Regions from separate parts of the Homo sapiens genome. Here region 1 is linked to region 2. Evidence: chromatin loops called from intact Hi-C (ENCODE). Cell type or tissue: A673. All regions are shown on one strand. Links, peaks and the distances in the headings refer to the core of each region. The heading gives the core; the rest is flanking DNA. Region 1 has its middle 260 kb from the start of HACE1. Region 2 has its middle 210 kb from the start of HACE1.

Region 1 (5,385 bases), core at 329-5,328, 49 kb after region 2:
TAAAGGGAAACGTGTGTGTGTGTGTGTGTGTGTGTGTGTGTGTGTATGTATGTGCACATAATTGTTTTTATTCATTGCAGTAATAGAGGGCAAAATATGCAAAGGAAGTAATATTTGCTACAGTTGATAATCAACTCTCTACTTGTTTGGTAGACTCTACTTAGTTATTGTACTCTGGAATTTTCTATAAAAACTCATTTTTAGAAATCAGTTTTAGACTTTTTTTCCCCTTTGGATTTCTCAAGTGTCTCTGGAGATATTGATTTCAAATTTTCTATTTAAGCAATCAAAATGCTTAAAAGATGTGTAAAATTATTTCAAATAATGACAAATGAAAACTAAAGCTGCCTTGCGGTCAAACATCCAGAAATGGAAAGGAAACAATTGGGATGAATCATATGGACTAAAGCAGAGTGAAGAGAAAGGACCCTTACAGTTGCCAGATTTTTTTCCCTGTTTTCTTTTACTTTTTTGCTGCTTTTTTTAAAATATAAAAAGGTAGATATTAGAATTTTAGAATGATTAGCTTAACATTCACTCCAGTTTTGTAAAACAATGTGCCCTGTTTTTTTCTTGCTGCCTTCTAATTTGTATCTTGCTTACCTCCCAAATATGGTTGGGATGAAGATAGTCAAAACCAACTGTATTTGAGACTCTCTGATGTGGTAATTTTGAAACATGATAGTCAGCCTTGAAAATAATGAAGCAGAAATATTGCATTTCTTATCCTGACTCTTCTCATTATTATTATTTTTTCTTCTTAATGGAAATAAACCACCTTTACCCTAGAAAAAGAATACTTCACATTTTGTACAAAATTCTGAAATGAATTTAGGACCGACATTATATCACTTGAGAGAAATACACTGAAATGTGTAATCTCACCTTTTGGGAGCTTAATCAAGTGCACAGAGACTGAAGAATTTCTTTTTGGTTTATTATTAAAATGAAAGCTTCAGGTTTTCCTCACTGCCTTTCTTGAAACAGTTCGGCATGGGTAAGTGCATGGGTTCTGGAGTATGACGGCCCTGATTTGAATCTGGCCTCCACCACTTAGAGCTATTGGCCTTGGGTAAATTACTACATAGCTCTGTGCCTTGGTTTCTTCAGCTCTCAAATGGGGATAATAACAGGACCTTTATCACAAAACTGTTGTGAGTACAAATTGAGTTAATACACTTGAAGTGCTTAGAACAGTGTCTGTCTCTTTTGTCAGATGTTTTTCATGGTCTGAATCTTCTTAAATAATAAAATAGTTCAAGAAAAATAAAGGTTAATAAAAAGATGGCGACAAGCCCCTAATGATTAGTAGCAGTTTTCTGGGCTGTAAATGTTCTTTTCGATTTTTCTTTATACAATATTTCAGGGACTCTTGATGCTTTCATTACCTTGGTGGAAGGAAAAGAAGGAATGAAATACAAAAGCATAATGGGCAAATTTTTAATAGAATGTCTTCCCAGATGAAGGAGCATTGCAAGTGCTTCAGTCTTCAACATAATCTATGGTTGCTGAACTTAATAATAAAATGCATTTTGACTTCATCTACTTTTTTTGTTCATTTAAAGAGAAACATGATTCTTGGTGCACCATCAAGAAAAAAAGTTTTATAAAATTTCAAGGGACTAAAATGCTTCTACAGTGGTACAAATTTGTTATCATAAAAAGAATATAATCCCGAGAAGGGAAATAAAATAAGGAAAGATTTTGAGAAGTTTCTTTACTTTCTAGAGAATATCTAACTATGTCCTCTGGTTATTACTAAAAAGCTTTTCTATAGGACCAATGGTGGAAATTGCTATAATTTATATGATTCCAGCTGAATTTTTGCTAAATCAATTATCTCTAAGTGTGTAACTCGATATGGATGTCCTTATTCTCAGCCCTCATGAAACGTTTTTCTGTAATGTGTTGATTTTTCTGTTTCTATGACAATGATGAAATTATAAGGATTTTTTTCCCCTCGGAAATGTAAAACTATTGGTAGAACCTAAAAGCCCCTAGGATTAATTTTTATTTAAATTAAAATATGTTTTGATGACGACTGTAAATGACACTGGTAAAATCATCACTTGGCTTTTGGCTTCTGAAAGCATACTTTGAACTACAATTTCAGGATGCTGATGGTGGTTCAAAAAAGAGAACCCCTCCATTTTCACTTCATTCACACTCCATTGAGCTATAGAAACAGGAGTTAATCCTGCAAGAGTAGTAATTTTCAAGTAAATAACCCCAAGAACCCTGGTCAGACTACCCTAAGATTTTTTTAGTGATAGTTTATAAAGTTTAGACTTTTGCTTCAATCAGTCCATCATTTACTGAAGGGTTAAAGATGAGCTTTGGAAAAGGAAAAGGGGGAGTTTTGGTGGCCATTTCCTTAAGCTTTTAGCATTCCCGCATGGCAGGTTGAGTCACACCCGTCTTTATTAAATGACGCATAATTCAGTGATAAATTGGCTTAGCTCTGCTTGTTACAAGTTGGTCTTGAGGTGTTACAGGGGTCAGCATAGAGGCACCGTGGCTGTTTCATGTCATTAGTTTTCTATGAGTTGCAATGTGTAACTACTCTAACACATGTCTTTCATTAGTGGCTACAATGCATGCTTTGTGTGTGAACATCCTTAGAAGGTAAAAGCCAATTTAGAGTGTTCTCACCTTCCTTTTATGGCAGTGAATTCCATCAGCCTCACATGTGTGTGAAGCTAAAGGCTTTTGTGGTGGGGTCAGGTTCATTTCCCATTTGCATTGCATCCTGCCTGGCTGATCCAGGCTAGAAGCTCTCTCTGAAGTTAGTGGGTGTTGAGCACTGAATAAGACCATAGTGTCAACTTGCCAAATTTCCTCCTCTGTGGAGTTCAGAAAGCTCTTATAATCCCACTTCCGTTACAAAGCTTTCTTTTGCTAAGTGGAAGACAGTGAATTATTTTCTTCCATTAACTCAGATATAAAACCCAGACTTTTGTTTTCTATCAACACGTACACCCCTTGCCCGCCCCCCTACTGGTCCAAATACTACTGACAATGCAATTAGCTTTTGGTAAGGTCTCTGTGTGTGCAAGTAGTTACCTACATGTTAATATGTTCCTTTTGGGCAGATAGATCCTTAGTTACTACAAAGCTAGAACTTGTAAACTCGTCTTGTAGAGCATCTACAGTAATAGTGAACACATGTACATTTCATAAAATGATGAAGATCATGATTTCTGTGCCACTCAATCTTCACCCCTTGTTTAGACTTGTTTTCCTAGTTTAGATTAGATTTGTTTGGAAAGAGAGTAGTTTAGCTGAAATAGGGGAGTCTCTGTGAGAATATGGCTTTGAGTTGGACCAACAGGGGTTCACACCCGGGCTCTATCCCTCCTTACCTATGTGATAATCTCATGTGATTATCTGAGTCTCTGTTTTCTCAGTCGGAAAATGGATATTATAATATTCCTCTCCTGGAGTTGTTGTGACTGTTATATGAGATATTATACACAAATGTTCCCAGGGAGGTTCCTGACACACAGTCAGCACTCATTCATTCATTCATTTATCAAGTATTTTGAAGACCATGTTCCAGGCACTCCTCTAAGTAGGGAGGATAAAAGAGACAAAAAGAAAATTCTCATAGTGAGATGAGAAAGATAATAAACATAGTAAATAAGTGTACTATATTGTGTATTAGACAGTAAGTGGTATGCAGAAAAACAACGTAGATTATGGGGTATGGCAGTTCTAATGCCATAGGAGGGTCAGGAAAGGCTTCTTTGGGAAAACAGCATTTGAGCCAAGACTGAGAGGTGAGTAAATTGTGTGGATATGTCGGGGAAGAGCATTCAAGAAAGAGGGAGCAGCTAAGGGAAGAAGTGTCCATTGAGGTTGGGGCAAGAGTGCAAGAGATGAGACAAAAGGGGTGGCTTCACTTTAGGACCTTTAGGACACTGTGAGGACATGAGCTTTTATTTGAAATGGAGAGTCATTGGAGAGTTTTGACCAGAGGAATAACATGATTTTATTTCAGTGTCTTCAGTTGAGTTCTCCTAGAAACAGACTCTGAGATGTATTGTTGCAGGCAGTGGATTTATTTTGGGAATGTTCTCAGGAGCAACACCTCTGAGGGGGTGAGAGCACAGGATGGAGAGAGCAGGGAGAAGCTGAAATGGAATGCTGCTGCAACAGAGGCTTCCACTGATCCACAGGGAATCCTGGAAGTGGCAGGGTCCTCCAGAGTTGTCCCAAATCGAGGCAAAGGGATGGAGCTTTTGTATCATCACATTGACCAGTCATTGTTTACACTTTAGAAAAGGGCATAAACTTCAGAAGGCAGCTCCCTTTGAATGAGGACAATTCCCAGAAGGGGATTCAAATGTAAGCCATTGGCAGCCAATGTTTTTGGCTGCTGGGGTAGCGAGTGCCTCAGTCCTGAAAGGAGGAATCTGGGTGAGGCCCCACAGCATCATGTTTTATAAGACCAGGCTGGCTGCTACCATAGGGGGAAAGAGTGAAAGGAAGATGACCAGTTCATAGGCTACTGCAAAACTCCAGAAAAGAAGTGATAGTGGCTTGGACCAGTGTGGTGGTGTGGTGGAAATGAGGAGATACAGGATTCTGGATACGTTTTAAATGGAGGGCTGACAGGATTTGCTGATGGATTGGATGAAGGATATGAAAGTAAGAAAGGAGTCAAGGATAATTCCAAGGTTTTTGGCCTGAACAATTGTAGAGATAGTGTTTCTATTAAGGGATGTGGGGAAGACTGAGAGAAGTAGGCTTGGGAGAGGGGCAATCAGGAGCTCAATTTTAGACATGTTGAGTCAGACTTGCCTATTAGATATCCAAGTGGGTGTATTCAGTAGGCGTCTGGATAGATGAGTTTGATCTGGAGAGGTATTTTTGGAATCCTTGCCATATACATGGTATTTAAGACTATGAAACTGGATGAGATCACCAAATGCAGTGAATATATAAGAGACATTCTAGGAATGCTCCCTGAGATCTAGATTCCTTTGGCTATCTTTATGATTAGTAATAAGTTACCACCTTAGAAAAAGAAGATCCTTCCCCCAGCAAGCTATGGGGATCCACTTATAGAAAGATAGTGGTAGAGAGAATAATGGTCCCCCCCAAAATATTAATGTCCTAATCCCCAGAACTCCTGAATTTTTGTGTTGGTTTTGAGACAGGGTCTCACTTTGTCACCCAGGCTGGAGTGCAGTGGCATGATCTTGGCTCACTGCTGCCTTGACCTCTTGGGCTGAAGTGATCCAACTGCCTCAGCCCACCAAATAGCTGGGCCTGCAGATGCACACCACAATGCCTGGCTAACTGTTTTTTTTTTTTCTTCCCTGTATTTTTTGTAGAGATGATGTTTTGCCATGTTGTCAAGGCTAGCCTCGAACTCCTGAG
Region 2 (5,385 bases), core at 74-5,073:
ATGCCTGACTAATTTTTATTTTACTTTATTGTGGAGATGGGGTCTCACTATATTGCCCAGGCTGGTCTCAGACTCCTGGCTTCCAGTTATCCTTCTGCCTCAACCTCCCAAAGTGTTGAGATTACATATATAAGCCACCATACCTGGCCTAAAAAAATCTTTCTAGAATTAAAAAATTAATATGAACCAAGATTAAAAAAACTAAAATTAAAAAGGGTATATAATAAAAAGTAAATTTTTGTCTTACGCAAAATTACCAGTTTCTCAGAAATCCAACTAAACCACTGTTACTAGTTTCCTTTGTCTTCTGGAATATCTCTAAGTAGATAAATATACATTTTCTTGTCTGTCTTCCTGCCTATCTATCTATAGCTATCTATCTGTCTGTCTATCTATCTATCTATCTATCTATCTATCCATCCATCCATCTAAGCACGTACACATTTTGCAAAAAGTGGTAACATACTGTATATATATTCTAATTTTTTTGTAAAACAGTTTATTTTGCTGAGTATTTTGTTTGTGGCTATAGTATTCTTTATCATGGTTGCAGAGTTTTACATTGAATGGATGTGCTAGAATTTATCGAACCATTCTCCTATTGGAGAGAAATTAGATCCCATCTAATCTTTTGTATTACAGACATTACTGCACCAAATATCCTTATATAAACTTGTTGGCATTTATTTGTACATACATTTAAAAGAGAAATATCTGGGTTACAGGGTATGCATATTTGAAGCATAGGTTAAAAAAACTGCAATTCGTATTTATTGACTTCTTGAATATGTAATGCACATTTATTGGACAAAAACCCTGAATGTACAAAAGAATACAGTAAAAATTAAATCTTTTTCAACTCTTCTTTGACTATTAGCCCCCTCTGCTGCTCTTCTCAGTCTCAACTATTGTTATTCTGTGTGTGAGTCTGTGTGTGTGTGTGTGTGTGTGTGTCTGTGTCTGTGTATTTCCTTTTTGGGTTAAATTCTTATAGCTGAGTGAAAGCCTTGGGAAGTGTTCCTTTTAAAAAGTGAGTACATATTTTCTGTGAAAGGTTTTCAAATTTGACTACTTTTAAATTGAGCTGTTTGAGCCCTCCCAGAAGTGTGCCATGAGAGGGGTCCTGAGAGTTCCACCTATGCCTCCTTCATTCACTGCAGCTGACCGAGCCCCACATTCCATCTGGACACACTTTATCCTTACCAATATCAGAACAGAGCAGATACTTATGGCTTTATAATCTCTACTTCTTCCTTCTAGTGTTGGAATCCATGGCAAATGACAATAATAAAGAAACAACGCTTGGCTTTTTTGGTCCTCTCTTCAGCATTATAGAAGGTAAATAGTGCAGTTAGATTTTTGCATGACAACATAAAGAGGCCAATGTTTGATGTAGGACAGCTTTCTGTGCAGAACATTGTAATTGCTGAAATGCTGTTTGTCTTCCTACCTTTTCATTACTATCATTTTTGTTCAGTTCCAGTGCCTTTTACAAGCTTTCATTTCTCCGTCTTCAAATAGTCTTGGTATATCAAGTTTATAATAACACTGATCTACAGAGAGGCATATGCCCCTTATTATAGCTCTAAAAGAGAATGATATCACCAAGGAAGCATAGCTTTTGCACTGAAATCCTCAAAGATGGGTAGTTTATTTTATTAATTTTCATTGTGAGTTTTGGTGAACAATGTGGAGGTTTACATTAGTAAATAAAGCATGACTGGTTAGTAAAATGTTAATGGGGTTTCAAAATCAGAAGATCTGGGACTGAAAACCATCTGTATTTGTGCAAAAGAGTTGAAAGAGATTTAGTTTTTACTGTATGATGTGTGTGACCTTGGGAAAGTCAAAATAATATCCTTGGGTGTCAATTTCCTAATTTGCAAATGTTCACAGGATTGTTGTATGGATTAAAGAGCTAATATAAGCAAAGCACTTTGTCAAGTGCTATGAAGTGTTATGTAAAATTATAATCATAATGTTAAAGTAAGAAATGGGCAGGCTTATTCAACTCAACAGGAATAATTTTCCTTAAAGCTTCCAACATTGTACATCATACTGGAGTTCTAGCTTCAGAAATGTTGTGTTTTTATAATTCAATAAGTGGAAAATAAGAAAAGCCATACTCTTTTTTTTTGGATGGGGTATCTCAGTGATTCAGATTCTTCTTGGTCTTAATAAATGTTGCAAGCAGCCCATTAGGATTAGAGCATATGGTAGTGTATTAGTCTGTTCTCATGCTGCTAATAAAGACATACTGGAGACTGGGCAATTTATAAAGGAAAGAGGTTTAATGGACTCACAGTTCCACATGGCTGGGGAGGCCTCACATGGTGGAAGGCAAAGGAGAAGCAAAGGCACATCTTACATGGTGGTAGGCATGAGAGCTTGTGTAGGGGAACTTCCCTTTGTAAAACCGTTAGATCTTGTGAGACTTAATCACTATCATGAGAACAGCATGAGAAAGACCTGTCCTCATGATTCAGTTACCTCTCACCAGGTCCCTCCCATGACACATGGGAATTATAGGAGCTAGAATTCAAAATGAAATTTAGGTGGGGACACAGCCAAACCATATCAGGTAGGTATACAGGTATAGAGGGAGACAAGGCCAGAAGGACTTATGAAGCCAAACTGGAAAGGCCTGGAATGCCAACCCAAAGGAGTATGGGTCTTAATTGTTGGGTACTGCAGATCTATGGGGCCGTCACTTTGGGAGAGTGTTGTACCATATAGAAAGAGGACAGCAGATGTGACGAGATGATAAAAAGTCCTTCAGAGGCAAAGGATCCACAAACATATCCATCTGGAAGTATAGTTCTCCCTCAGTATCCACGGGGGATTGGTTCTAGGACCCCTGCAGACTCCAAAATCCACAGTTGTACAAGTCCCTTGCATAAAATGGCATAGTATTTGCATATAACCTACCAACATTCTCTCATATACTTCAAATCATCTCTAAATTACGTATAATACCTAATACAATGTAAATACTATGTACATAGATGTTATACTGTAGTTTAAAATGGGTATTATTTTTAATTTAAAAAAATTATTATGTTTGATCCATGGTTGGTTGGATCTGTAGGTTCTGCATCTTGGGTACAGAGGGCCGATGATAGCTATGAAAGCTGGAGACTGTTTGGTGTGTTGCCCAGGTGGAGGCATGGGTCTCCCAAAGTTCATACGAAGAGCACTTTGGATTCTCCTGGCTGAATTCTCACTCACAGAAGTAGATTCAACAGCAGCAGTGTCTACTTCTGTGGGTGAGAATTCGGCCAGGAGGTAGAAGCTTACCCTTGCATTCTCAGGGGATTTTATAGCCTCCTGGCCACCTGCCTGACTGTTCAGAAGACTCTGGCTCTAGCCCCACCTGCTTACCAGGTGCAAGAAACTATTGCAAAACAAGCTCAGCACATCCCTGAGTCTTTAATGGAGACACTGGGTGATGGAGTGAGGTACCTCAGCAGACTCAGGCTGTAGGTCTCTAAGTCTATTCCTGCAGGGTGCAAGAAAGGTTTGTAAGAAGGAAGACACACAATCACAGAGCACAATGAACTGATTGAGGAAGAGGCTGGGAGCAGGGAGATTGCTGAGGACCACTGCCATGGGCTAGGCATGGAGCAGCAATGTCTTAAGTTGGAAGGTGGTAGTGGACATAGGAAGGCACAGGCAGATGGCAGAAAGAGTGTGAGAGCGAAGACCCAGTATTATCTGTAAAGGAGAAACTAGAGGGAGGAGTCAAGGATTGTGTCAGGATTTCCCACTTTAATGAGTGGGAGAATGAAAACATTATTATACAGTAATGGAAAATTGAGGGCAGTTGGACACACAGAAGTAAAGTTCGTAGGGTATGCAGAGTTAGGGAGATAGGAAACTGATTTGCAAGGTTTCCATTTAGAAGCCATAAGAAAAGTCTTGGTGGTAGAAAGTTTTCACGTTATACTACAGCGAAATAAACACTTTACTTTCATGGAAAAGTTTATTTAAATGATCCAAGATACAATCTGAGAGAGGAAGTTCAGCAACCTGTGCTGGCTTGGCCAGTTCCCTTGCCTTCCTGTAGTCCCATGGCAAGGATACATCAGAGCACTCAACAATACCGTTGAATATGTCAGTGGAGCTGCCCTGGCTGGCAGACCTGGAAAGCAGCAATTTGCATTAGGTGGAACTCATCAATTTTGAGTGGTCACTTAGCCACCATCTACACCAGTGGTGCTCAACTTTGCTGCATGTTAAGAGTCACCCGAGGGGCTTTTAAAAAATCCTGAGGCTGGGATATAGCTCAGACCAATTAAAACCCAACCCCCTTCCCAGATGATTTTATTGTGCATCCAAGGATCAGAAACACTGCCACATCTCTTCCTTTGCAGGCAAAGTACAGTTGATGCTTATCTTAAACAACATTGTCCTCTGAAAAGTTTCCCCTGTGGAGTTCATTTTCCAAGGGAAGAAGACAAACAGGAAAACACCATGTCATGGAAACCAAGAGAGGGGACTTTTAGGAGTGTCAGTCACTGATGTGAAATGCTATGGCAATTTGGGGATGGTAAGGACTGAGAAGGAGCCAGAGAGGGTTGCAGTGGGTTTCAGTATGGGGGTGTGATTGGAAGCTGGACTCCAAAGCAAGTAAGGAGTAGGACTCTGAGGACACGGAGGTAGCAAGGGTAGGCAGCGGCAACGGACAGGTTGACCACGGGCCTCAGAGATGTGCTTTGATTGAGGTCCACAGAGTGTTCAAAGATTTTTAAAAAATTAGTTATCAACATTTACAAATTGGGAGGTTTTATGTAAAACATAATTTCTGATTTCTCTTGAAAAACTGGGAGATCTGACAACACTAGGACTTTGTACCCTCTTGGCACCAGAGGGAATTAGTTGTCCACCTTAGGAATGACATCCTTTCTCCCCACTCATCACACAGTCTCCATGCCCGGAAGTTATCCTTTAAACCCAGTTCACTTCTCTCACTTGCATGACCTCCCTGGCCTCGGTAGGCAAATGAATTTGGGACTTGGACTTGATCCAAATAGCTGTTAGGTGGTTTGTCAGAAAGGGAAAGGAGAAGTCCTGATCACCTTTGTAGGATGGCAGGGAATAGGCAGAGTGGAAGATGGAATAAAAGAAAAGCTTCTCAAGGTTAGTCTGGAACAGGAAGGACCCACAACTGGGGAAGGAGAAGAGAATGTATGAAGACATAAAGAGATTTTGGGGAGGAGAGAATGGAAAATGAAAGCCTGTTAGTGGCAGTAAAATGAGCTAATCACTGCAAGTTAGGTGGGAGACAGCACTGAGGTCTGAGCAATATGAAAAAGAGTTGGAACAATCAGAATAGGAACTAATGAAAAGAAAAACATGGGGGCAGTTGGTGGAGGTGGAAGGAAC

What was found. Peaks named below come from ENCODE experiments on the same cell type or tissue, not always from the same donor. Only the 100,000 strongest peaks of a DNase experiment are listed, where the experiment ranks them.
Region 1: it touches region 2 in a loop (4-fold over the local background); 1 of 110 quality-filtered maps calls a loop at or near these places.

The regions. Positions count from the first base shown.
Region 1 is chr6:104,595,022-104,600,406 of GRCh38, reverse strand. No RefSeq gene overlaps it. Among named protein-coding and RNA genes, the nearest start is that of HACE1, 260 kb to the left of the region's middle. RefSeq lists an enhancer at 1,581-3,301. In A673, for the core only: no CTCF peak of the experiment used is centred there; a DNase peak (open chromatin) is centred at 2,816.
Region 2 is chr6:104,644,096-104,649,480 of GRCh38, reverse strand. No RefSeq gene overlaps it. Among named protein-coding and RNA genes, the nearest start is that of HACE1, 210 kb to the left of the region's middle. In A673, for the core only: no CTCF peak of the experiment used is centred there; no DNase peak of the experiment used is centred there.